Linked DNA regions of Mus musculus: all the other regions are linked to region 1. The links are chromatin loops, found by intact Hi-C in ENCODE. Cell type or tissue: left cerebral cortex. All regions are shown on one strand.

Region 1 (8,000 bases):
GGCAAGTCAGAATCCTGGGTGCTGATGGCAGCGAGCCAGGCTGGAGGTAGAGAAACAGGCATGGCTAATCGCGAGGCCAGTGCAGGGGCCTTACGTCTGCCACATTCTGTGAGCAAGCTACTTAGCACCTTGGGTCTTAGTCCCTTCACCTCTAGAATGGGGGTATCAACAGCCCCATTTCACGGGTTGTCATGGGAATTAGGTGAATCCGTGTACAACAAGTGTCTGAAGGTATATGGTAAATGCTCAATAAATACCAACTACTCTTTTTCCTTATATCTATCTACTGTGTTTATTTTAAAATACATTAGTAGGTCAGGTCATTTTTTCATCAATTTCATTTTTCCTAGCTGCCAGACATGTGACCGCACAGCATCCACCACTCCTCACTTCAAAGACAGACGAGAGGCAGAAAGAATAGCAAAGTAAGTGACCCCAAGTCTAGACCAAGACTGGTGGCACCTCAGGGCTCCCAACTCCAGGTACCAAGGAGATTCCATCACCAGATGCCCTCCGTACCAGTAGGGGCCCAGATTCACCTCCCTTGGGGAGCAGCTAAATAGACTGTGGAAGAGTCCGGACAAGACTCTGCTCTCGGCTCCAGGACCATAGCCCTGAACATTCCTGGTATCCAGGAACTCAGAAAGAGGAGACAGCTACCTTTGGAGGTGCTTCTGCTCCTCAGGTCCCGGGGCTAAGGACATCCGTTACCTGCTGGAAATACTTGTCGCCATTGATGTACTCCTTGTCATGGGAGTCCTGTAGCCTGTTGGTCTTCACATACTGCCACAGTGCCTGGACAATGGCTGAGCGGCTCTGTGTGTGTAACCCCAGCAGCCGGGCTAAGCGGGGGTCCAATTTGAACTGGGGAGGCTAGGGAAAAGTTACCAGGAAAGTGAGATTGAAGTAGGGCTCAGGGGCACGGAGGTTAGGGTCCTTAGCAGTATGCTCCTAGAGAAGGTGAGTAGGAAGACAGTGGGGTCTGTGGTGTGGGTGGCATGCAGGCACGGGGTAAAACCAACCTGATAGTCCAGCATCAGGAGCAGGGTGCAGCGCACACTCAAGTCCCCTGGTCTCTTCACTTGGAACCCATCTGTTTCCTGGGTTGTGGGTGTCCGGTGCCACTGTCCGGGGGAAGAGCTAAGTTACACACAGACCCATCTGGATTGGTAGAGCCTAGGGCTTTCGGATGGTCCTCAATCCGAATCTGCAGCTGCTTCAGGGCTGACAGGGAGGTTGTGGTTCAAGGGCGGACGCAATCTGTCTTACCTCAACAAGGTGGTTGTCTGGGCCATAAAGGTCTTTGTCCAACTCAATGACCAAACTCTTGAAGAAGGAAGAAAACTTCCTCTTCTGCTTACTAGGCTGTGGGAAAGTGACAGGGACTGTGGGGGCAGAACAGGGACCATGGACACAGAATGGGCCAAGTTGGCAGCAGGCAAGTAGTATACTCAGAGGCAGCCCTCTGTCCCCAGACTGTCCCCAGGCCCACCCGCCCCAGCCTGGGCTGACTCCCAATTCCCAGTGCAGACATTTAGTCCTAACCCTGACTCAGCCCATACCCACACCAGGACACCTGGAGAGGCTTGGACCAGGACATACATCATCCAAGAGCTTCCCCTCCACCCGCAGCTCCCAGGAGGCAATGCTGCCATCAGAGTCTTCCGCATCAGGCTTCGCAGGGTTAAAAGTATTGGAGATATAAAGGCGCAGCTTTCGCTTTTGCTGTGGAAATAAAGTGTAGTACAGGACAAGGGCTGTGTCCTCCGACCCAGGGTCCCCTGCCTCCTCCTACTGGACAGTGCCTGTCCCTACTGCCACACTAAGGCACCTTCATGGGCCTCTTCAGGGCCTCCTGGATGTCCACCCGCTTCCGCATGATGGTTTGATCCAGTTTCCTCTCAAATGCTAGGAGGTCCATGTAAGCCTGGGACTCGGGTACCAGCTCCCGAATCTGGAGGAGGAACAAGGTGGAAGCAGGCCTCAGACCATCTTGCAGAACGTTTGTCTGTTGTGTGATCTCAGGACACAAAGGACATGTAGGGAGCTGTCCAATTGATTTCAGGCTGTGGAATCCTGAGAGTGTAGATAGGACTTGTCCCCGGGACTCTTATTATATAGCCTCATTGTGTGCGGATAGAATTGCTTCTCCCTCCAGGACAATTCATGCATCTCATCACCAGGAAGCAGCAGCGACTGGCAGCCCAGCAGGTGCAAGTGCCTAGTCTCATCCTATCGCCCCCTACTCATACAGACACCCTGGGTCCCTGAAAAGTGCTAAGTGATTCTGGGTACCCCAGATAGTTGGGAGGTGGTGTAGATTGCCTCAGGAGCTCCACACCTGCTGTCCCTTTTACATGTCCAGGCTCTCCTGCTACTTTCTGTTCCCTCCACTCAGCAGTTTCTGGTCCCTTCTTTGTCCTTTATGCCTTTGGACCACTGGCATCCCGCCCCCTGAACCTCAGGCCTTGTGATCTGCCCCTCCTCCCTCCGTGGCTCTCCAGCTCCCTCCCTCAGTCCAGCCCCACCCTCTCGAAAAGGGAGCCTCACTTCCTAATGAGCTTTTAAAACAAAAAGTGAAAGTGGCTGTGATGCTGAGCCCAAAGCTTTGCTCCTAAGGAAGGAGGGGAAGATGGAGGAGCAAAGGGGTGGGGGCTGGCTGGGGGCTGCTGTGAAAGGAACTCACCCTTTGAGGGAGGATTTTGTCAGCCATCTTCCTCCTCTTGGCACTGTACATTTTTTAAAGAAAAAACCAGGTTACCATGGCGACAGATCTGGGAGTAACGAGGCCACCTGCTAAATTATCCCGACATCTCCGCCCGCTGGCTGGGGTTCCCACAGCCTGCTTGTCTGCCTGTCTGAGGGCTACAGCAGGGCCATGGAGCTGGTACTTCCCTTGGAAAGCAGATCCTTTCTCTGGCCCGGTACCCCCTGCCCCCACCTTATACCGCGCCACATCCTCAGAGCCAGAGAAATTCAGACTTAGGAGGAACTAGTGAAAGAGGAGATGCTGCCAAAACATGGGGACTGCAGAAGTGTTTGCAAAAAGCCTGGAAGCGGGGAAGACAGAGGAGAGAGAAGATAGCTTCTGAGGAGCCTTTCCTGCCAAGAGAGCCCGAGCTCCAAGGAGGGGAGAGGTGACTCTTCCACCTGGTTCCTGGAGCTCCTGAGCCACCATGGTGTGAAGTGGTGGGACTTGGCACTCCAATGGCTCTGGGCTTGGAAGGGACTGTTTAAGGGCAGGAAACGCTTGTGGTCTTGGACCATCTGCCAACCAAGGGCCACACCACAGTCACAAGAACCCTGGTAGTGTGCAGGAGTGTTCTATGTGAGTTTGACTTAGCACTGGAACCAATGTGGCTGAACCTAGGGTAGATAGCACCTGGTATTGGATGTTTCTGTTTCAAAAGCAATGTTCTCTCTTGGCTGACCAAGAGAGAACACATAGCCTAGAAGATAGCTCTACACTGCCCCCATGTGGCTTTCTCACTCACTGCCCCCTCTCTATCCAGAAATCCACTCTATGCCTAGTCAAGCAACTCATTAAAGAAAAAAAAAAAAAAAAAAAAAACCATTCTTAGGCTGGATAAGCCTCTCATGAAAGGATTGATTTATTTCAAATAAATTGTCCACACAAAACTCTTAACTTATACATAAAAAAATAAAAAAATCAAAGAATTACTTGCTATACAAGATAATGATTCACTTTGTAAAAGGATTTACTGTGGGATGCCTATGATTTTCCTTGATGCGTAAAAAACTATTTAATAATGAAGTAGAACTGATATTACACCTTGTATAAGAACCCATCTGTTGTGCAAAAGGAAGCATGTGTGTTTGGCTAAATACCGATGCCCATAGGGGCATAACTCTTGCCAAGAGCCAGCAGGGACCATGGGAGTGCCACTAACTTCTCAGACGAGGAAATAAGCTGGTCCGGTGGCTTGGGGGCAGAATTGCTCCCTCAGAGGGGTTATAACGCCCTCTTCATGCCCACTGCCAAGGATAAGGGCTGCAGAAATCTAGAGGGGCTCTGACGCAGCCCGGGACTCGGGACTGGCCCGGAGGTACCAGAGGACTACATTTTAGAAAACACACAGCTAAAACTCAACCCTTGGTCTATTGCCAGCCTTGCCTCTCCCCAAAGACTGAAGCATCTCCCAGAACTTGGGGTACAGGATGGGAGAAAGGATTTATCAGGTGACAAGCAGAGGAATGAAGGGTGCGTGCAGAGAAGGGACACTGGCAGCCGACTATTGCAGCCTGTCTTCACTGTGGGCACACAAAAGAACCAGACCAGTGCCCCCTAAGCCCTCTCCAGAGAACATCCAAGCTAGAATGACTTGGTCGCTGCTACCACCCTTCCTTAGCTTTCCATCCCCACCACTCACCCACCTGGTCCCTGAGGCTTCTGCCTTCCGCCCCTGCACGCCCTTTCACGCGGGGGGGCGGAGTTTTGGGGGGCACTCACCTGCGGCTCCGCGCTGGGGCGGTGGGCACGGGCTGGCCCTGGCCCTGTGCCTGGCTCTGCCCGGGCGGGGGCGCTGCTCGCTTGCGGGCGGGCTCCATGCCCGCGGGGGCCAGGCCGGGTCGTACCGCGGGGCTGCCCATGTACGGGGAGCCCGGGGGGCCCATGGGCGCCCCCTGGTGGGGCATTCGGGCTCCAGACGGCATCCCGGGGCGCTGGGGGGTGGGGCGGGAGGTGAAGCAGAAACAGGCGCCGGCAGGTCAGATTCGGTCCCGACCCCCAGGCCAGCGTGCCTGCGTTCCCGCCCCTCTCCAAGACCCTGGGTTGGTAACCCTGCGCTGAGCGATGAGTGGGAGTGATTGGTGGGAGGGGCGGGGGCGCGGGAATCTGCGCGGCTCTGGAGGAGGGGGCTCAGCGTCTCCTTGCATGAAGCTAACTGAAGCCAGGAAATTGCCCAGAGCATAGCCGAGTCTCAGAGCCGTGCAAGGTACCCCCAAAATGAATATTAATGGCGCCTTTCAACCTTTCAAAGGATGTTCATATCCTTACGGTTCTCTGCAAGCCAGTCAGAGCAGGTCTTTTCATCCCCACTTGACAGATGGGGCAACTGGGGCTCAAAGAAAACAGCGACCTCACCAAGGTCACCCTGCTCTTCCTGGCAAAGGCAGCACCTGGCGGGCCCTGCTCCCCGCTGCTTCGCTGCGGTGAGGGAGGGGCTGATCTCCTGCCCTCATTCTCCATTTCCACACCCCACTTCTGGGTCTGATGTGTTTTGTACTTGAGCCCCTATCTCCATTTCGGAGCCCCCTGCTTTTGGCACCTCAATCTCAAACATAACTGGTACAGCTAACTCCAGGTCTCCACACCCACTGACTTAACCTGCCTCTTTAATTTTATTTCTCCCAAGATGATACAAGAGACTGGGCAAGGGGACCTGCGGGTCTGGTGTCATCAAACTCTGCCAGGTTTTCTTGAGTGGCAAGTGGGGAACGGGACTAGAAGTGGACTGCCAGTGCAGGGATGTGAAGGAAGCAGCATCTGTAGCAGTATCCATTTCCCCCTCCCATCTGCCCACATCAGAGACAACCTATTCCTCACAATATCCCAGAAAGGGTAGAAATTGGAGGGAAATGAGGCAGGTTGATTTTCTCTGGCCACCAGCTCTGGGCAGTCAATCAAAAGAGATGAGATGTGAATGCAAGTGGAGTGTTTCAGATTTCACTTGTCCAAGCCCAGGAAGGGGGCTGAGGCTTGGGGACCTAGACCAGGAAGGGTATTAGGGAGAGGGGAATGAAACCCCTATTATTTAAACACTACCATCTCAGGCTAGGGATGTAGCTTGGTTAAGGGCTTGTGCAATACATGTGGTGCTCTGGGTTCGATCCCCAGCATCAAATAAACTGCACATGATAGCACATACTTTTTTTTTTTTTTTTTTTTTTGAGACAGGGTTTCTCTGTGTAGCCCTGGCTGTCCTGGAACTCACTCTGTAGACCAGGCTGGCCTTGAACTCAGAAATCCACCTGCCTCTGCCTCCCGAGTGCTGGGATTAAAGGCGTGCGCCACCACCGCCTGGCATGATAGCACATACTTATAATCCTAATCTTGAGGTGAAGGCAGAAAATCAAGACCACCCTCTGATATATAGTGAATTTGAGGCCAGCCTGGGCTACAGAAGGCCATGCACACACACACCCTTCTCATCTTGCCCCCTGGATTAAGAAGCCCTAACCCTAACCCTGGGCTTCCTTTCTCCTCTTACATTGCTTACCTCTGAGGTCTCCACCCAGAGCCAAGCAGCTGTCTCTGCCCATCTCTTCTATAGTCAAACAGGCCTGTCCCTGAACTTGCCTCCCCCATTCCACCTGACTCTGTCACTCACAGCACCAATGTCACCAGCGTGGAAGCTCAAGCCTAGCCATTCTCCATCACTATAGAGGGGACTCTAATCATCCAAGAACCGAACTACCAAGTTGACCACATTCAATTCCATATGCAGAGCCTCTTCACTGGATGGTAGTCTTTAAAGCAACTACTCTTAAGCAGCTAGGTCAGGATTGGTAACTCCACTAACCCATAGGGCTGCCTTGGAATTTATACCCCAGAGATCCCTATGGCTAGAGAACAGGCTGCCACAGAGAAGCCCTCTTCCCTATCAGCCACTCTCCTATTCATCAAGGCCACTGATACTGTTGGGTCTAATGAGGCCCTGAGAAGAAGGCTTCTAGGGGCCCCCAGGAGCCTGCCATCAGTAACAGCCTCATAAGGGTCAGATTCTGGGGGCCCTTGCCTCTCACTGAAATGGTGCTTCCTGGAGTCACAACCAAATTTGGCCATAGTAAATATGACTGACTCTTCCCTCCATATGCCCAGGCTTAGAGCTCCTCACAGCAGGCTCTCCACCTCAATAGGTTCCTGGGTACCCTCAGACTCCTCACATGTCTTCGTGAGTGTGTGAGTGTGTGTGTGTGTGTGTGTTAGAACGGTATAGTACTATCCCTTTGGTTTCTAGGCCTCATGTCCCCAACTCCTGCCCCTCCTTCACACCTTTGAGGTGTTAAGGTCATCAACTTCTGGTGGCTGAGCCTGCCAAGGAGATCTTCTGACTGCTTAACTTGAGGTCTCACAAGTAGACCCTTCTCAGCTCTGACAGCAGGGCCAAGTCCTCAAGGCCCTCCTGCTAGGATGCAGAGGTTGTTCAGCAGAGAGCTTTTGCTCTTAGGTCACCTGCTCCTAGCTGCTCAGACCTAGTCGGAGTGACCCTGTCCCAAAGGATGAACAGGGACAACAGGCAGCCCTGCCCTAGCTGTGTGTTCGAGTCACCACCCCACCCCCACCCCCAGGGCAGGGGTAACACCTGAGCCCACCAGTAAAAGAATGTGAGACATGTCAGTTACAGAGGGGACCCCCCTCTTGGGGGAGGCACGGTGCCCACATCCCACCCCTTGCCCCTGAGAAGAACCCAAGCCGACGCCTCTCTTCCCGGCCGCCGCGCGCCCATCCCCAGCCGACCGCTTGGCGACGTGTTCGGATGCCAGGGCGCCCGCAAGGTCCCAGGGTTGGGCCGTGACCGTGCGCCCCTCAACCAAAGGGGTGGGAGAGCCGGAGCGCGCCGGCGGCCCCTCCCGATCATCCCTCCATTCAGCCCGAGCCAGCTCGCTCACCCTCCCCCGCTAACTTTCCCCCACTCACCACCCCATGGACCAGAAACTCAAAAAGTTTGCTTTTCGTGGCTTTGCGCGCCCCTCCGGCAACTTCGTCCGCGGCCATCGGGGTGGGCTCAGCGGCTCCTCTCACTCTCTCTCTCTCTTCCTCTTTCTTTCCCTTTTCTGCCTTTTTTTTCCTCCAACTCTCCCCTCTGAGTCCTGCTGGGCTCTCTCACACTTCTACTCGAGCGGAGTGGGGAGGGGGCCCCTTCAGGGCTGCCCTGACGGCCCACGGCCCACGCCGCCGCCGCCGCCCGCCCGCCGCCGCCGCCGCCGCGGCTGCCGCATTCCTGCACTGATAAGACAGAAATAGTCCGGCGGCCCGG
Region 2 (8,000 bases), 67 kb before region 1:
TCCCGGCTCCCGCGCCCCGCGCCCCGCGCCTTTTCAGTGGCCCGGCCGGCCCGGGACCCCGCCCGCCCCCCGCGGCCCAACCAACTATTATTAATGCAGATTGATGAGGCCGGACCCGCGGCTTTGTGAAAGTTTGCGGCGGGCGAGGAGGCGGCGGCGGCAGCTGGCTAGGTCCTCTCCCCGCGCCCGGACGTGCTCCCGGCTCAGCCCACGCGGCCCGGGCTCGGCGCGGCTCGAAGGGCGAGAGGAGCGCGGCAGGGCGGGGCGGGGGTGCGCAGGACGCCAGGAGCGACTCGGGGCGCACCGAGTGGCGATCCCTAGGAGCCCCGATGCGGCGCGGGGCAGCAGGGGGCGCGCTCTCCGCCCAGGGCCCCGTGCGCGCCCGGGGCCACTCGTGGGCGACCGCTTTCCTACTGTCTTCCCAGTGCCTTCGCACTCTCTGCCTGGGACTCGGTTCTCTAAGCTCTGGCTCTCGCTCCCTCTCCCTCATTTCTCCTCCATCTCCAACTTCTCGCTTATGCGGGAATTCCTGGGTGCCCACACAGGGCCAAGTACTTACCCTTCCCCCTCCTTCACCTTTCCCCATCCACCTCTCTCCCACCCTTTCCATTCTTTTTCTTCCTCTCACTTTCCTCTCTTTTAGCCGCCTTTAAAATTCCTATTCCTCTCTTTTTGATTCTCTATCCCAGTCTATTTTCTCATTCCCTGCTCTCTCTCTCTCTCTCTCTCTCTCTCTCTCTCTCTCTCTCTCTCTCTCTCTCTCTCTCTCTCTCTCTCTCTCTCTCCCCATTAATTTCCCTGATTGGCTCCCTGGCTCCAGCGCGTCTGATGAGCCCTATTCATTCTCGGGCCTGACACTCTCGACCTGCCCTGGCTGATTGCTGGGGGCTGGCCCTAGGAGCGCTGATGAGCCCCAAGGGTCAGCAGCGCTAATTATCTGCTAATTGCAGATGACTCTGCTCACCTCCCCCATTCCGCCTTGACTGTCCCCCTCCTCTGATTCCCAGCAACAGACTTGTCGTTCTAGAGGCAAAAGTCATTGGCTTTTGGCTGCATAAGCACCTCAGGTCAGAGAGTGAGAACAAGACAAGCAAGAAGAGAGGCTCAAAGTTGCAAATGGAGAGCAAGCCTGTCCAGCAAAAGTGCAGCCTTTGGACTAGGGAACTATTCAGGTGCGGTCAGGAAGAGCCTCACAGTCTAAAGGAGCAATAGCAAAGCCAGACAAATTCAACAGGATGTAGTTTAGGCGTGCGAGTGGTCCTATTTAGATATAGAGGAAAACCTACTGAGCTCCCAAAGAGGACAGAGCTGGGCTGAAGGGACTGCTGGGTCTCTGACATTTGTCCCAAGCAGAAGTATTTTATTAGCTAATGAGCAGAGCTATTGTCACAGTGATGTCAGCAGGGTAGCACTAAGGCAGGATTAAGTAAGATAAGGCTTGAACTGGTTTTGTGGTAACTCTTGCTGATATTCAGAAGCAGGAAGATCAGAAATTTAAGGTCATCTTCAGCTACCTAGGGAGTTCTAGGCCAGTCTGAACCTGGGACCAGGCCACCCTGGGGTACACAGTGAGACCCTCTGAATGGGAGGAGAGGAGGGAGGTCTTGCTTTCTGAATTCATCAGAGAAGTGAAAAGAAGATGGTGTCAAGGCTGCACAGTCCTGATATGCTTTGGACTCTACATTCTCCCAATGAACACAGAGACAGGCTGGGGAGATGCCGCCTTAGAGAAAACTCGGGTGCTTTAGCTAAGGTCTGGGAACTGCAGCTCAAATAAACAACTAGAGCTCATCTTTGGCTAAAGATAGTCTTCTAAGCAAGCTTTGTTAAGTTAGCCAAGCCTTCCCTGTACTGATGGTGAAGACCAGACTTCAAAAGTGTATTGTACTTAAGAAAGGAGAGGTCAAGCTCTCGATTTGATGGCTTTACAGTGTTGGATATGTAATAGAGGCTTATTGACTTGATGAATTATGGAGGGAACTTTGAGCTACAATTACTGCAATTAAAGCTGTATGAACAGCTTCCGCACCAATCAAATAACACACGGAGAAGAGCCATTTTTAAAAGTAATTGCATTCATTTTTTGCATAGGTAATAACATCACTTGGAACAAAATTTCAAAAGCTCAAAAGGATATATGTTGAAATATCTCTGTCCTAAAGTACTGGTAGTACACACACACTTAAACACGTCTACCATTCTCTGCGGCACAGAATGGATCGTGCACTCTCAGGGTCTCAAGGGTAAAGCCCTTCTGATCTCAAAAATGTATGTCATCGACTTCAAGCCAAGAGTGTATGTCTAGCACTAATCCTCAGAGCAGTAGGCTCTGCTCAAGCTGGCAAAGAGGTGGGGGGGGGGCTATATTTTGGTACCAATAAATCCCAGCATGCAACCCACTCACACGTGTGTGACAGATACTGAGTTCTGTAACCCATTTATATCTTCAATCCACCCCTTGCACTTCTGGGGTCATAAGCATGCTTGTTTCCGTCTTTGATATTCAGTAGCTAGTATCATGTGTTGGGGGTGGGGGAGGGGAGGGTGACTGCTGCAGCCCACTTTCCCTGCCCTTTCATTTGTGGTGAAACTCAGACCTCACTGTAAATGGAGGGGGGGGGTATTGTTGGGATTAAAAAAGAGTTCGAAGAAGTCCTGGTCCTCTCTGAGCCGAGCCGCACGGCCATGGCCTCTGTTTGACTCCTCTGTGTTTGAGAGAGGAAGCATATTATCTACTCTGACTAATTAAGGAGTAAGGCTTTCGTGAATAAGAGGCTGCCTCCTTCTAAATGAATTCTACTGCAGGGAACAAAGGAAGGGAATACCTGCCCAATCAGAAGGGACCCACCTCCCTGTCAGCAGCACTTTAGGACCAAGGACAGATGCCATTACCCTCAAACCCATCACATCTGAAGAAGCAGAAATCTTGTTACTTTGTTACCGAATCCCTGAATATCTAGTACCCGGTCTTTCCTAAAATGGAGCCAGGGAGATAGAGTGATGGTTCCACCCTTAAAGAAAAAAAGAAAAAGAACAGAGCCTCACTATGTGGCCTGGCTGGCCTAGTTCTTGTATATAGACCAGTAAACCAGACAGGTTTCAAACCATATGAGATTCCCCCCATAGGCATGCACCTCTATAACTGGAAAAATGATTTGATCTACCCTTTTTGCTTGGTCCTATGTCAGGCCTCATCTTCTGGTCTCTCCTTCATGTGCTGGCAGTTACACCTAGCCACAAAGAATGAGCAAAGTGTTCTAAAGCCAACAGGTCCACGTCTCTGATTCAGGCTGGAGTATCCTCCCACTGTGGGCCTCTTCGGCTTCTGTCCGCGGGTACCCTCTGGTGGCACTAGAACGCAACTACAGTTACGCGAGGGAGGCATGGAGTGCCGCAGCTCCCCCTGGCGTTAGTCGGGAGAGGTGCCAAGGGCCGAGGAACTGGAATCAGGCAAGAGGTCCAAGCTTCAGAGTGCTTCTTACTCCACTGTGAGAGGTTCGGCGTGGGGATTGTACAGGAATGTCTTGAAGTCTAGTGTGCATGCATGTAGGCATGTGCAACTTTATTGTGACAGGATTATCAAACTCGGTGTATTAGTTGTGTTGAATGAGTGTGGTATGTGTGAGCCCACCCGTTCACAGGCGCGTAGGTTGGTAGTAGGGAGGTCCGCGCCTCCAGTGCAGGGCGGAGTCCTCACGGAGGCGTGAAATTGGTTTGGAGCAAACACATTATGGAAAGCAATTACCAGGGAGAGGTTCTGGGCCCGCGGGACCATCAGCCAGGAGGCTGGGGAGGAAGCTCCCTGGCTTGCAAGTGTCTGAATTGTCTAACCCCAGGAAGGACCTTTCTAATGCTGCTTCCTTAAGGGGCAAGGCATGAACGTAGACACCCATCGTACCACCTTCCTTGTCTTCCCTTCTTGGCTTCTCGAAAAAAAGTCCCACACCCAATATTCCCCAGATATGGTGCCTTTGAGGTGTCAACTCCTTTGGGAAGCCTTCTCAGGCACTCTCTCGCTCTTTGTATTCTAACCAGCTCACGTGTGTTGTGTTCTGCAATAGCCCCATGGCTGTATTGATAATTCTCTGAGGGCAGGACCGTGTCTCACAGCCTTTATTTGCTACCTTAATCCCGGCGATCAGGGAGCACAAAATGAACTGTGTGGAAGGGAGAAAACAGAAGCATACGCAGAACCCATAAACAGGATGCATAGAAAGTTGCGCCCCAGGCAATAGGGTCCGTCCTCTTGAAACAGTTTCAAATTCATGCACTTCAATCTTATTGGTCCGTCTGGCCTTTGAACACGCCTTCTTGGACATATCTGACAGGTTAATTTGGCTAACACAGACCTCTCCAGCTCCCTTACCTTAGTAATTACTACCTCCACCCACCTCGTTGTTCAAGCAAAAAAAAAACCTGTGAGGTACCTTGGGTGGATCTGGCATGTCCACCAGCAAGTACTCTGTGGACCCAAAAAATTCCAAGGTTAGTCCCCCCCATACCCATATCTCTCTCATCTCAGGATGGCTGCTGTAGCCTCCAACCGACCTTGTGGATTCTCTATGCTCCTCCTCCTCCTCCTCCTCCTCCTCCATGCAGTCGCTTGCATCTAGGCAGCCTGAGGGACAATGGCCCAATTACTCTTCCACCTCTCCTCCCATTCTCCTTACATGCTGGCCCTGCCCTGTCATCCAGGTCTCAGGTTAAATGCCAACCTTCCCAAAGAGATTTCCCCATCATCGAATCCAAAATCATTCTGTGTTGCTGTTGAATCACTGTTTGCATCTGTCTCTGCGTCTACTACTGCGTCTACAACCTTTTCTTGTGTGCCTAGTGTCTTCAGCAGAGTAGTGGGGGACAGAGGGTGTCCCTCGCAGCCCTGTGCTTGCCTAGCCTAGAGCACAGGAGGCAAGTATGGACAAATAAATGAATATGGGACATCCTTCAGAACTCCTCACCCCAGGGCTGAGACAGCATCTCCAGAGAGACGCGCCCAGGATGGCGAAGCATCTGCGATGGGTTCCCTGTACTTCAGGATCTTCTGACCCCAACCTTTATCCTTGCAAGGTGCAGGCCTACAGGGACCAGACAGCTGGCTTTTCCATGGCTAAGGGTGAAAAAAAAAAAACAAAACAAAACTGGGCCTCTGGTCGTACCAGAGTCCTCTTGCCAGTCCTTGCACTTGAAACCCAAGCCGGTCTGTCCAAAGTTATGGTAAAGCCAAGTTCGGAGGCCAGTCTACCCACCTCCAGTCCACTTGGCTCTATGGCCTTCTAGCTGCCCCCCGAAACCCCACCCCACATAGTCTGGCTGCCTCTAGCTGGCTGAAAAGTGCTCTGAATCCTGGAAACTTGGGTCCAGGGACCCTTGACATCACAACCCCCAACCCACTTACTTGGTGCTCTGCCGCCCCCCCAGCCCACCGCTGGCTGCTGCGGCCTCCAGCTTGTAGGATCCTGGTACAGCAGTGTGAGCAACGCTGCTCCAGCTCTATCCTTTTACAGACAAGGAAACTTGAGTCTAGGGAGGAAATTTTTGTTCCACACCTAGCTAATGGTAAAGCTGAGGGTAAAACTCAGATCTGGTGACAGCTCCACGCTCCTGCCATCACAAAGCTACATTTAAAGAAGCGGGTTAAAGGAACTGAAATAAATGATGGTTCAGAAGTCAAGAGCACTGGCTGCTCTTTCTAAGGACCTAGGTTCAGTTCCCAGCTCCGGCATGGCAGCTTACAACCATCTTTAACTCTTGTTCCAGGAGATTCTATTCTCTCTTCTGGCCTCCAAGGGCACCAGGCATGACAGTATGCACACACATCTATTCAGGTAAAACACACTTACATAGAAAATTTAATAAAGCAGATTAAAAAGAACAAGAGCCAGATGTGCACTGAGTGATGCTTCCAGACCTATAGGTGGCATGAGCAGTGGAGAAATGGTTGTTTTCTTAACCATGCAGAGGGCCCCATCCTCATCCAAGCCGGGGGTTACTTTGTCTTCCACATCTGTGAACCCTGTCCCAGGGGCTTTCCCATCTCCAGCCCCTGACCACCAGCTTCTCTTTACACACACCTCTGTCTTGCCCACCCACCCTTCAGGCCACCTGTTCTGACAAGTTCTCACTCTAGAGGCTATTAACCACTGCATGTGAGGAGAGGAGGCAGGTTGGCCTGGGACCTGTTACTGAGTACTGAAGGGAGCAGTGAGGCAGCTTGCACAAGGCCTAACCTACCCTGATTCTGTGTGAGGGAGTCACATCCAGGCAGATGGAGGCTTGCTGGAGACAGTACCAAATCACACAAACTGTAGACTTTTTTTTTTTTTTAAGACAAATTCTCACCACATAGCACAATGTGGCCACTCTCCACCCTCCTGTCTCTGCCTCTCTCCACCCTCCTGTCTCTGCCTCCCAAGGACTAACACCTGCACCATTGCTCTGGGCTTCAGCCTAGAGATTTCCAGTGCGCACACAGATCTGCACAGGTGCCCTCTGCATCACTACCAGCCGGGTGCTGATCTGGCCTCTTCTCTCAAGTGTGGATCAAGGCGTCCACTCCTGACTTGAAGACAGACCGCCTTGCATCATTCATTGCTGAGAGATGCCCTTGGGGTGGGGGTGGGGTCTGCTTTGTTCACAGGGCAGCAAGCCTGGAAGGAAAGACAGGCACTGAGGAACTCTTGTGGCTGTGGAAGCAGCTGGTTCAGGCCAGAACCATCCTCCAACCCTCCTGCCTCCTGCTACCACCCCCCCCCCCCAGCACAGTGGCTGCCTCCAGAAACCAGAGCTCACCTAGTAGAGCAGATCCTCAAAGTCCAGCTGCAGAAAGCGGAGCATGCGCGGTGGCAGGGGAAGGCGCGGTAGTGCATGGGGCAGACAGCCCTCCAGGTGACTGCGGAGCGCACAACGGCAGAGATGCTGCAGCGACCTGGGCTGCCTCACCAAGGCAAAGAGGGAAGAGTAGAATCCATGGTACTTCTGGACACCGGAGGAGAAGACTCAGTGAGGACAGTCTTGGGAAGCCGCCACCGCCACCCACTTCTCCTAACAGGGCCAGGAAGGTAACGACTGGGAGCATGTCTAAGAACCTCACACAAACTTTCAGAACTCACACGGAAGGTGTATTTTTCTAGATAGGAGTGAGCTGTTGAGTAATTTCTATAGAGGACTGTCATGGCTGCCCCACAAGGAACATTGTCTCTCAGGGACAAGCTGAGTGATGTGCTCAGGGTCCTGGACGCAGACCTGTAGAATCTCTGGTGGCACCAAGCCCTTGGCCTCCTCAGGAAGCTGAACTACACGGTATGTATTCATCAGGACCTCGATGGTCCGTGGGGACATGCACCAGCGATCCAGCACCTGCAAGAGGAAGAGATTTGTTAGGGAATCCTGACAGGCCATGTGGGGTGACTGGAGTGGCAGCGTTCTCCCCCAAAATGTGCTGCAGACCCAACAGCTGATATGTATGAGACCTCATTTGAAAACGAGGCTTTATTTACTCGATTCTGTTTGTATTTTTAAAGATTTTTTAAATTTAAATTTATTTATGTATATGAGAGTTTGCTTGTTATGTATGTCTGTGCACCACATATGTGCAGTGCCCATGGAGTCCAGAAGAGGGCGTTCGATTCCCTGGAACTGGAATTAGAGATGGTTATAAGATGGTTTTGAGTCCCAGCACCCACATTGCTATGTTCCTCTGGTACCCAGGGTCAACCTCCAGTGCCATATAAGTCAGATGGAATGCGCATAGTCCCAGTCATGAAGAGCAGAAAACAGGAAGATCAAAGTTCAAGGCCATCCTTAGATACATCTCAAGTCTGGGTCCTGTCAAAGCAAAGCATCCCCACAAGAATGTCAAAGTGATTCCCTAGGTACAAGCCAAGGCACCAGGGAATCACCAAAGCGGGAAAGAAGTGTGGGGCACAGCTTCCAGAAGGAAACACCTCGCCAACAGCACCTCTCTCTAGCTCTAGGCTTCTACACTGGTAGGGGAAGGCTTG
Region 3 (8,000 bases), 110 kb before region 1:
TTTGTCCCGACCTGTGCTCCAGACTGCCTGGGAATACAGGAGGGATGGGGCCTGGGCAGCAGAGTGGTGAACATTCCCTGCTCACATGGACTGCTGGGCCACAAATGCCCAGCAGTTGGCGGCTGCCTCCTCCTCCTCCTCCTCCTCCTCCTCCTCCTCCTCCTCCTCCTTTTCCACCTCCTCCTCTTCCTCCTCCCCTCCTTTCCTCCTCCTCCTCCTCCTCCTCCTCCTCCTCCTCCTCCTCCTCCTCCTCCTCACATCCTCCTCTTCATCCCGCTACCGCCTCTCCCCAGGCGCCTGGGTCTCTGCCCTCACCAGTGCTGACCGACTTTTGCGGGGCTTAAGTATAACTTGCCAAAATCTTTATTCTTTCGATATTTGCAGATATGTGCCACTGTTTCCAACTTTTCATCAACAAAAAGGCCTTTCCAACTCCTTCCAAATTAGAAGACCAGGTGGTGATACACAGCACCTCTGGACATTCCCCCTGTGCGGGCCGGAGGCGGGCCGGGCCCTGGGACTGCTCTCAGATGAGAAGCGGCCGCCGAGCTCCCCGCTCCAGAGACCCACAGGAACCTTTGTAACTAACCCTACCCCCAGGGAAGGCTAGGAACGCCGGAGCCCGCGCTGGGGGCTGCCGGGGGACCAGGCCCGGCTGGATGCTGCGCCAGGCTCGCTGAATGGAGAAGAAGGGAGCTCGGCCCACGCCGGCCGGCCAAAGCGAAGAGGCCCAGAGGGGCGGGGGCACTCAAGCCCGCTGGCCCAGCTGCTCCTGGGGGGAGCTTTCCTGCCCCTCCCCTCCTCTGCTCCTTCCTGCATGGACTTCTGCCGTTCCTGCTCCTGCTCCGGAAGCCGCCGCCACCGCGCTTGCCTTGCCCCCTCTTTTTGGCCCCTCCCCCCTGTTTCCTAGGATCCGCATTTGGGTGGACTCTGCCCCAGGAGCTTGGCAGGGTGCAGGCCCTCTTCTGGCCTCTCTCCTCTCTCTCTCCATCCACTGTGCCCCTCGGGCCACACCGACATGCTCGGTGCCGTGTGGTGTCTGTGCCGCAAAGAGCACCTGCCCGCTCACTTCCGGACTTTGCTCTCCCTGGTTGTCGTGCCCTGTGCTCCTGGCCAGCCCTCAGCCCCACCGGGCCACCTCTCCTCACCCCTCCCTTCACTTAACAAACTCCAGGCCCTGGGCTGCACACTCATTGCGCCCTCCGTATTTTGTGTCCTTGCTCTTTGTGAGGGGCGGGCCTGGCTCAGTGACCTGTGCTGCTCTGTATGGTGCCGTGTGTAAGAATAAACCCATTGGAATACTCGTGTCTTGGTTCCTTCCCGACCCGCCGTCCAGGCCAAACCCAGAGTTAGGACTGCCCAGGAGAGGGAGGAAAACGGGAGGGTGGAGAACGACAGGCGGGCAGGACTCGCCAGAGAGGCCCCAGACCTCTAACGTGTTTGTTCTTTTCTCTTTCAGTCTCGAAAAGGTGCTGACCTGGACAGGGAGAAGAAAGCTGCGGAGTGCAGAGTGGACAGCATCGGGAGTGGCCGGGCCATCCCCATCAAGCAGGTTAGCCCAGGACAGGAGCCTTCTTCCCGGGGCCAGGATCCTAGGCCTACTGTTTACCAAGGGACTGGTGATCCTCCTGGTCTGAAGCGTGAGGCCCAAGAACCTGGTCCCCAGACAGCTGCCTTCCCTCTTCCTTACCACTGGAGAGCAGCAGAGAGCCACCTGCGGCCTTCAGTTGGCTTCCGGACCTGATGGTTCGCTGGTGCAACCTGGAGAGGGAGCCTCCTGGACTCTGAGCTAAGGAAAAGACTTGGGGGTGGGGGTGGGGGCGGTAACGTAGGGGCTGGGTATGGTGGAACGTGTCTGCAGGTCCAGGACTTTGGAGGCAGAGCAGGAGTATGTATAATTTGAGCTACCTTGGGTTGTTTAAGGAATCCGGGGTCAGGCTCCACAGCATAGCAAGACTGTCTCAGAAACACAAACCAAGCCAAAGAGAGCCTGAGTAAAAGGCAGCATGGAGGAATGCTCATGTCTGGGGTTTACTGATGCAGACCACCACTGCAAGCATCTCTGTTCTTTCTCTTTTCTCTTATTCACTGATTCCCAATTACTGTTGCACACACACACATGCACACGTATACACACACACATACCACACATGCACACGTGCACACACATATACACACATGAACACACGTACACATACACACACATACGGCACGCACGTGCACACACACGTACACACACATACACACACACTAGCGCACACATGCTTTCTTGGTAAGTACATCTCACCCTAATGAAAGCAGCTTTCATTTGCAGCAGATAGAGTGAAGCACACCTGGTCAAAACAGAAGAAACAATTGTGGCAGGAAGGTAGAGAGGTGGCCCAGTTAAGAGCACTGGCTACTCTTCCAGAAGATCTCATAAGCTAATGAGGGCTTAGAGTGTAGGCCAGGGAGCCACGTGCACGCCCACTTCTTTCTCCTGTCTCCTTGTCTTCTTCATCCCTCTGTTGATTGAATTTATGTCTGCCAGGGACCATTCCAACTGGGACAGTCTCTGGGAGGGAAGTCACCTGAACAGGCTGAGAGCACAGAATGGCTGCAGTGAAAGTCCTCTGCTTCCTGCCCCTCTGTGTGTCAGTGTGATTCCAGGAGGCCAGGGCCTTCAATTGCTGGTGCACTGTGGACTCAGCCTGAGTGGAGGTGGGGGTGAGGATGGCAGTGCCTTCAGAGTGTTGGTACTGTGGTTATACCCACCCAGACACGTTTGTTGAGTGATTGAGAGTACTTGCTTGCCTCCTGCTCCCACTGGCTTTCCTGTCTGGGGGTTGCAATAGCAGGGTGGGGGTGGGGACTGGATCAGTTGTTCTCTGAGTCCTCCACCTGCAAGAATGAAGGGGAAAGAGTGCCCTGTCAACTGGTGCCTGGAAGTCTGGTGGTTGCTTGGGTGTCAGATGCCCTGAGTGTCTCAGGAAGGCTCTTCCTAGGTTAAGGCTCTGGGCTGGAGATTGCATTTGTCCACCTGGGGGCGGGGTGGGGGTGGGTGCTGCTCAGTAGGGAGGCTCTGCCCATGAAGGTTGAGGAGCAGAAGACTTTTACTGACCTCAGCCGCCCATTAGGTATCTCTGTGCCACATTCGTGGCTCCTCCCCTTTCCCGCCCCCTTGTCCTGTGCTCCCCTTTTCTGTACCTTCCCCTCCCCCTAGCTCCTGCTGGGAGTGGAGATTGCTTTTCAGTTGCCATTTGCATTCCCAATCAATCCGGACTCCGCAATTAAGTCGGCTGGCGGAGCTGGGAGGGAGGCGGCGGCGGGAACGGGTCCTCTGGGGGCTGTCGCCTCCGCACCGCTCCCATTCCGCCCCAGATTGCTTCCTGCTCCACGGTGCGCAGCCGGCCGGCCAGGGAGGGAGCGGGAACCCCGCAGCTTCTCTCCTTCTTGGAACCCGGGTTGGAGGGTGGGTGCAGCAAGACTGGGCAGAGGGTTGGCGGCCAGGGTCGCTCTGCCGCCCTCTAGCCTGCTGGCGAGCTCTTTGGCGCCCCGCCTACACCCCTTGCTAACGAACCTCATTAAGACAAGGAAAGCTAGGTGTTTTGTCGGGCAGAAAGGGCTTCGCTCCTGAGCTGCCTCTGCAGCAGACTGACTTCTGACCCTCTAACTAGTTGGAGGAGTACCTGGGTAGATCCGGTGGTCTTCAGGCAGCTCTGGTCCAGACAGACTGAAGTTTTTTCGATGTACCTAGCCAGCTGGTGGCATGAAGGGGAGCCGGGCCAGGGCTTAGAGGCAATGCCTACCATTGGTGACAAGAGGGTTCAGGTGTGAGGGTTCTGGAGCTGGCGGAGTGAGAGGAAGACCTCTTGATGACCAACATCAAGAAAGTTGTGAAGCCCGCTGGGTTTCCAAGGAGATTCTGCAGCCTACCGTTTCACTTGGCTTCTTCCCTCCTCTTCTTAATGGTGGTCTGTCCTCAGAGGTCACTTGCCCTTGGATGCCATTGCTAAGAATCAGGGAGAAGGAGTGGCTTGGCTCCCTTCTGCTTCTACAGCTTGCCTGTGCCAGGAACACTATGGCCACAGACAGGGCACCAGGCAATCTTCTCAGGGCCCTTCACAGACTATTTAACTGGGGCACTGGTGGCTTTTTTGTAAAAGAACAATCCCAGGCTGTCTTCATTCAGAACCTCTGTTTGAAGGCAACGTCTCATCATCAGGAAGCAGGAGATGTCCTGGATGCTCCACGTGTTACTGCATCTACTGAAATGACATCTGTTTCTCGGGGGTGGGAAAAGAGGAGGGAGGAGGGGACTTATCAAGGATATGGACATATCAAAAAGTGGGAGCTGGAAACTGAAGCTGCTCACGCTTCCCTGGTTGAGCACTCTTCCTCAGCGCCCGTTCGCCCCCTAGTGGCCAGGGGTGAGATCACTTGTAAGTCCTTAATTGTCTTTTATGTAATCTTGGCTGGCTGGCTGGCCGGCCCACCCACCCGCTGGCCTTTAACTTGCCTTCTGCCTCAGTCTCTCAAGCCCTCAGGCTCCAGGCATGTGTCACCATTCCCACCCCTTAATCACATGTTTTCACACCATCCACTAGGTCAAGAAGGACCCAAGGGAAGTGTATGGCTGAATCTGATACTTGGCTGCTCATTGGCATTCCTCCATGGCCATTTTTACTGACTGGCTGAGGGCAGGGCCTGCTTTTGCCTCCACATATGGGCATTATCACCCTTTACCACCCCATGGACAGCCCAGACTATACCTTTCTCCTGTCTCAGCATTGTCTGTCAGAACTCCTCCCACCAAGTCCCAGTTTGTAACTAGGACCACATGCCTCTTCCTGCCTAGACTGAGTTGGTGGCTTTGAGGGACCAGCCACCATAGTTCCATGTGTAGTACTCAGGTTCCCGCCTGTCTGCCTGTGATCTTGGAGTAATTCAGAAGACATCTCTAAGGCACAATAGAGGAGTTGGTTTCTCCCAGAGGGAAGGAAGGAAGGCTGAGGGAGGTATTGCCAATCAGGTTCTCCGTCCTGCCTTCATCTCTTGACAGCCACGCAGCACAGTCTTGGCACTTTTTCCAGTTCTTCCAACAGACACTTGTGGGCATCTGTTCTGGCCAGGTGCTGACTCTGCTGGGTACTGAGAGTTAACAGAGCCCACACAGATAATGTTGTGCTCATAGGCCCCGCTCCTGTCCTTGCCTGTTGGACCTAACACTCGAAGAACACATCATGCTAGCTCTTGTGGTATAGGCTTGCAATCTCAGCTACTCGGGAGGCTGATGCAGGAGGATAATCGGTTCTAGGCTCACCTGGACTATCGAGAGTTTAAAGCCAGTTTAGGCAGTTTGGCAGAGGCTGTTATAAAGAGAAAACTGGGGATATAGCTCGGTGGTAGAGAGCTGATAGGCCAAACAGGGGCACTGGGGGACAAGAGACATCTCATTGGCTTGCATGGGCAGTTTGGTGGCTGAATGGGGGACTTGGACTTCTTGGTGCCTCGCATAAGGTCTGGAGCGTTGTTGGGATGGGATTTTTCTGCCTTGAGCTCCCTCAGGTGGGAGGAAACTAGAATCCTCTACCAGTTGTCCTTCTCTCTTGTACAGCCTTCTAGCTTAATAGTGGCTCAAACTGCTTCCTGCTGAGTGGCCAGTGAGAAGATGTGGCCTCCTGCTCTACTCAATGCACTGCAGGCCCTTAACCCCTCTGCCCAGATGCAGAGCTTTCAGCAGGAAGCAGGGTGAGGAGACCTGGTCACATCATGACTTTCCTGTGCTGGGCTGGCTCCTGGGCTCTGCTCAAGTCCCAGGCATCAGCACAGAAAGGCCTTTTAGCTGGCCTCTGGTTGGAACCCTGCCCCTGGGACACAGCGACCCCCAGGCTGACTCCTGGTCTGTAACTGTGCCTTTCTTCTTAGGGGATCCTGCTGAAAAGAAGCGGCAAATCCTTGAACAAGGAGTGGAAGAAGAAGTATGTGACGCTGTGTGACAACGGGTTGCTTACTTACCACCCTAGCCTGCACGTGAGTCCAGAAGGGTGGGGATGAGGGACTGTGACAGAGGACTCCTGGTGATCTCTGGGGGTTTCTTTTGAAAATGCACCATACTTTAGTAGTTTGGAAAGGGCATATGAACTGATGTTTGCCTTTCCAGCAGAGCAAGCTCCCCACCAGCTATGCTTAGCTGGTGCTGCTGGGCTGTCATGGCCAGCCTGCCCTGCCCTTGCCAGCCAGGCTCTATTTCTCATGTAACTATTGAACTTCTGTAGCCAAGGACATGCATGTTGCTGATCCAGGGTCTGGAGCTAGCCATGGTGATGAGGAGCGCTAGTCTCCTGGGCCAGCAATGCTAGGGAGCCAGGATATTGAGTTTGGCCTAAGGAGGAGTAGAAGGTTCTGGTCTGAAGAACACATGGCTTGTGCCCCAGCAGTGGTGACATGGGTATTCCAGGAATTGTAATGTGGCCCCTGTGGCAGCTCTCCCTACCCTCCTTCCTTCTCCTTCCCTCACTGCGTGGCTCCAGCACACAGCTGTCACCAGAATCCATCTCTGTCACCACCCCACTGTGGGGCTAATGAGTTCTCCTGTGAAGCCCCTGGAGCACAGCACGTGGGCCAGCCCCACCCCCCCACCCCCACCCCCGCCCCCGCCCAGAGCCTCTGGGCTAGCCTCAGAGGGTCCCTAGCCCATCTTTAAATCTGCACACAGTGTCAGGGAGTTCCTGCCTGACAGGTGCCAAGGGTTTCATTTCCTGGCCATTACCTGGTCCTACCAGGCCTACCCAGACAACCCTCCAAAAGACCTGGCATGGACATAGGCCCGGGCAGAGCAGGCCTCAGGCGGTCTCCACTCGGGCCAGATCACGACCTGGGCTTCCTGTTGGTCTTCCTCTTTTCTGACTCCTCCAGGTCTTGGTCTTTCCCCTTACCTCGGGTAACACTGATTGACCTTAGTCCCTGGGCCAGAATGCCGGGTAGTAGTGAGCCCTGAGACAGAGAAGGACCCACACTCCAGCAGACTCTCTTCTCAGCTTGACCCACCCTCCTTCTCACACAGCCCTCAGCCTTCTTCCATGTCCTCAAAAGACAGTAGGAGGCAAGTGGCCCTGCCTACAGAGATCGAAGGTGTCTTAGACCAAGAGTGTCCACTGCAGATGTAAGGCCTCCCTCCCCATTCTAGGGAGGGCTGGGGGAAAATGTGTGAGTAGATTCAGGGTTGTCTTCTTCAGAAGGGATTTGAGGTATCTTCCCTGGTTTCAGGAGAAACTGGGCTGTAAGCTGAGGCGCAGAAGCCCCTGCCAGCTCTCCTGAGTCATGTCTCCCTCTGTATGCCAGGCCGGCTACATATGTTCTCTGCATGTTTGCATCAGGACCAAGGAACCTGAAAACTAGCTGCCTCCCTCTTGTGTGGGTGGTTTCAGCCTCCTGCCTACATCCTCGGCAGTGGCTTTCTATCTGTGCACCTATGGCCGAGTGTGGTGGTCCATCCCTTTTGCTGGGATGGAAACCTGGAGGGATGGGGTCAGTTGTATCAGGCTATGTTCTGGTTTGGGGAAAGTCAGAAAAGAGAGAAGATAGTGAGAATGTTATCTCTACAGCCACAGCTAAAAGTCGTGGCTTGGAGGTTCTGTAACGATGTTAAAGCTACTACCCAGCTGGTAAGTGAACCAAAAGGTAGATCCATTATCAACATTACCCAGATTTGCCACTGTTTGCCAAGAAAATCTACTTCTGAGACTGACTGGAAAAGTCAGAACAGAGTAAGTTAGGGAAGCCACCAGAGGTCTGACTGAGTGTCCGAGATCCTGGGAGTTCCTCTCATCATACTTGTGCTTTGTGCTTCAGGGCCCTATGACAGGACCTGGGGGCCAGGAACTTCCAGACCTGTCCTGCTGCCCTTGCAGGTGACAGCCAGCCCAATAATCACCTAGCCTCTTGGTTTCTAGCCCTTTAGGTCCCCTTGGGATTCTGTGGCCATTGTACCCAATAGCTGGACTCCTCAGGCACCCAGA

What was found. Hi-C counts contacts between places; a loop is a spot of excess contacts. Peaks named below come from ENCODE experiments on the same cell type or tissue, not always from the same donor. Only the 100,000 strongest peaks of a DNase experiment are listed, where the experiment ranks them.
Region 2: it touches region 1 in a loop (1.9-fold over the local background); 12 of 42 quality-filtered maps call a loop at or near these places.
Region 3: it touches region 1 in a loop (3-fold over the local background); 5 of 42 quality-filtered maps call a loop at or near these places.

Annotation. Positions count from the first base shown.
Region 1 is chr5:24,594,121-24,602,120 of GRCm38, forward strand. Smarcd3 (SWI/SNF related, matrix associated, actin dependent regulator of chromatin, subfamily d, member 3) reads right to left here and starts at 7,882. Exons shown (of 13, transcript NM_025891.3): 1 at 7,661-7,882; 2 at 4,472-4,683; 3 at 2,687-2,729; 4 at 1,832-1,954; 5 at 1,603-1,725; 6 at 1,270-1,365; 7 at 1,023-1,124; 8 at 712-873. The coding sequence starts at 7,738. It also overlaps a transcript of Chpf2 not described here. In left cerebral cortex, CTCF peaks have their summits at 1,782 (motif pointing left), 3,483 (motif pointing left) and 4,641 (motif pointing left); DNase peaks (open chromatin) are centred at 1,944, 2,805, 3,463, 3,932 and 3 more places; H3K4me3 peaks cover 3,001 bases; H3K27ac peaks cover 3,462 bases.
Region 2 is chr5:24,526,865-24,534,864 of GRCm38, forward strand. It overlaps Asb10 (ankyrin repeat and SOCS box-containing 10), which reads right to left. Exons shown (of 6, transcript NM_080444.5): 4 at 7,243-7,356; 5 at 6,790-6,975; 6 at 5,833-6,647. The coding sequence ends at 6,790. Among named protein-coding and RNA genes, the nearest start is that of Gbx1, 4.0 kb to the left of the region's middle. In left cerebral cortex, CTCF peaks have their summits at 342 (motif pointing right), 3,386 (motif pointing left) and 7,600 (motif pointing right); a DNase peak (open chromatin) is centred at 3,370; H3K4me3 peaks cover 472 bases.
Region 3 is chr5:24,481,882-24,489,881 of GRCm38, forward strand. It overlaps Agap3 (ArfGAP with GTPase domain, ankyrin repeat and PH domain 3), which reads left to right. Exons shown (of 18, transcript NM_139153.2): 9 at 1,460-1,552; 10 at 5,908-6,012. Among named protein-coding and RNA genes, the nearest start is that of Agap3, 34 kb to the left of the region's middle. In left cerebral cortex, CTCF peaks have their summits at 1,692 and 4,404 (motif pointing left); DNase peaks (open chromatin) are centred at 1,696, 3,355, 4,383 and 7,342; H3K27ac peaks cover 1,429 bases.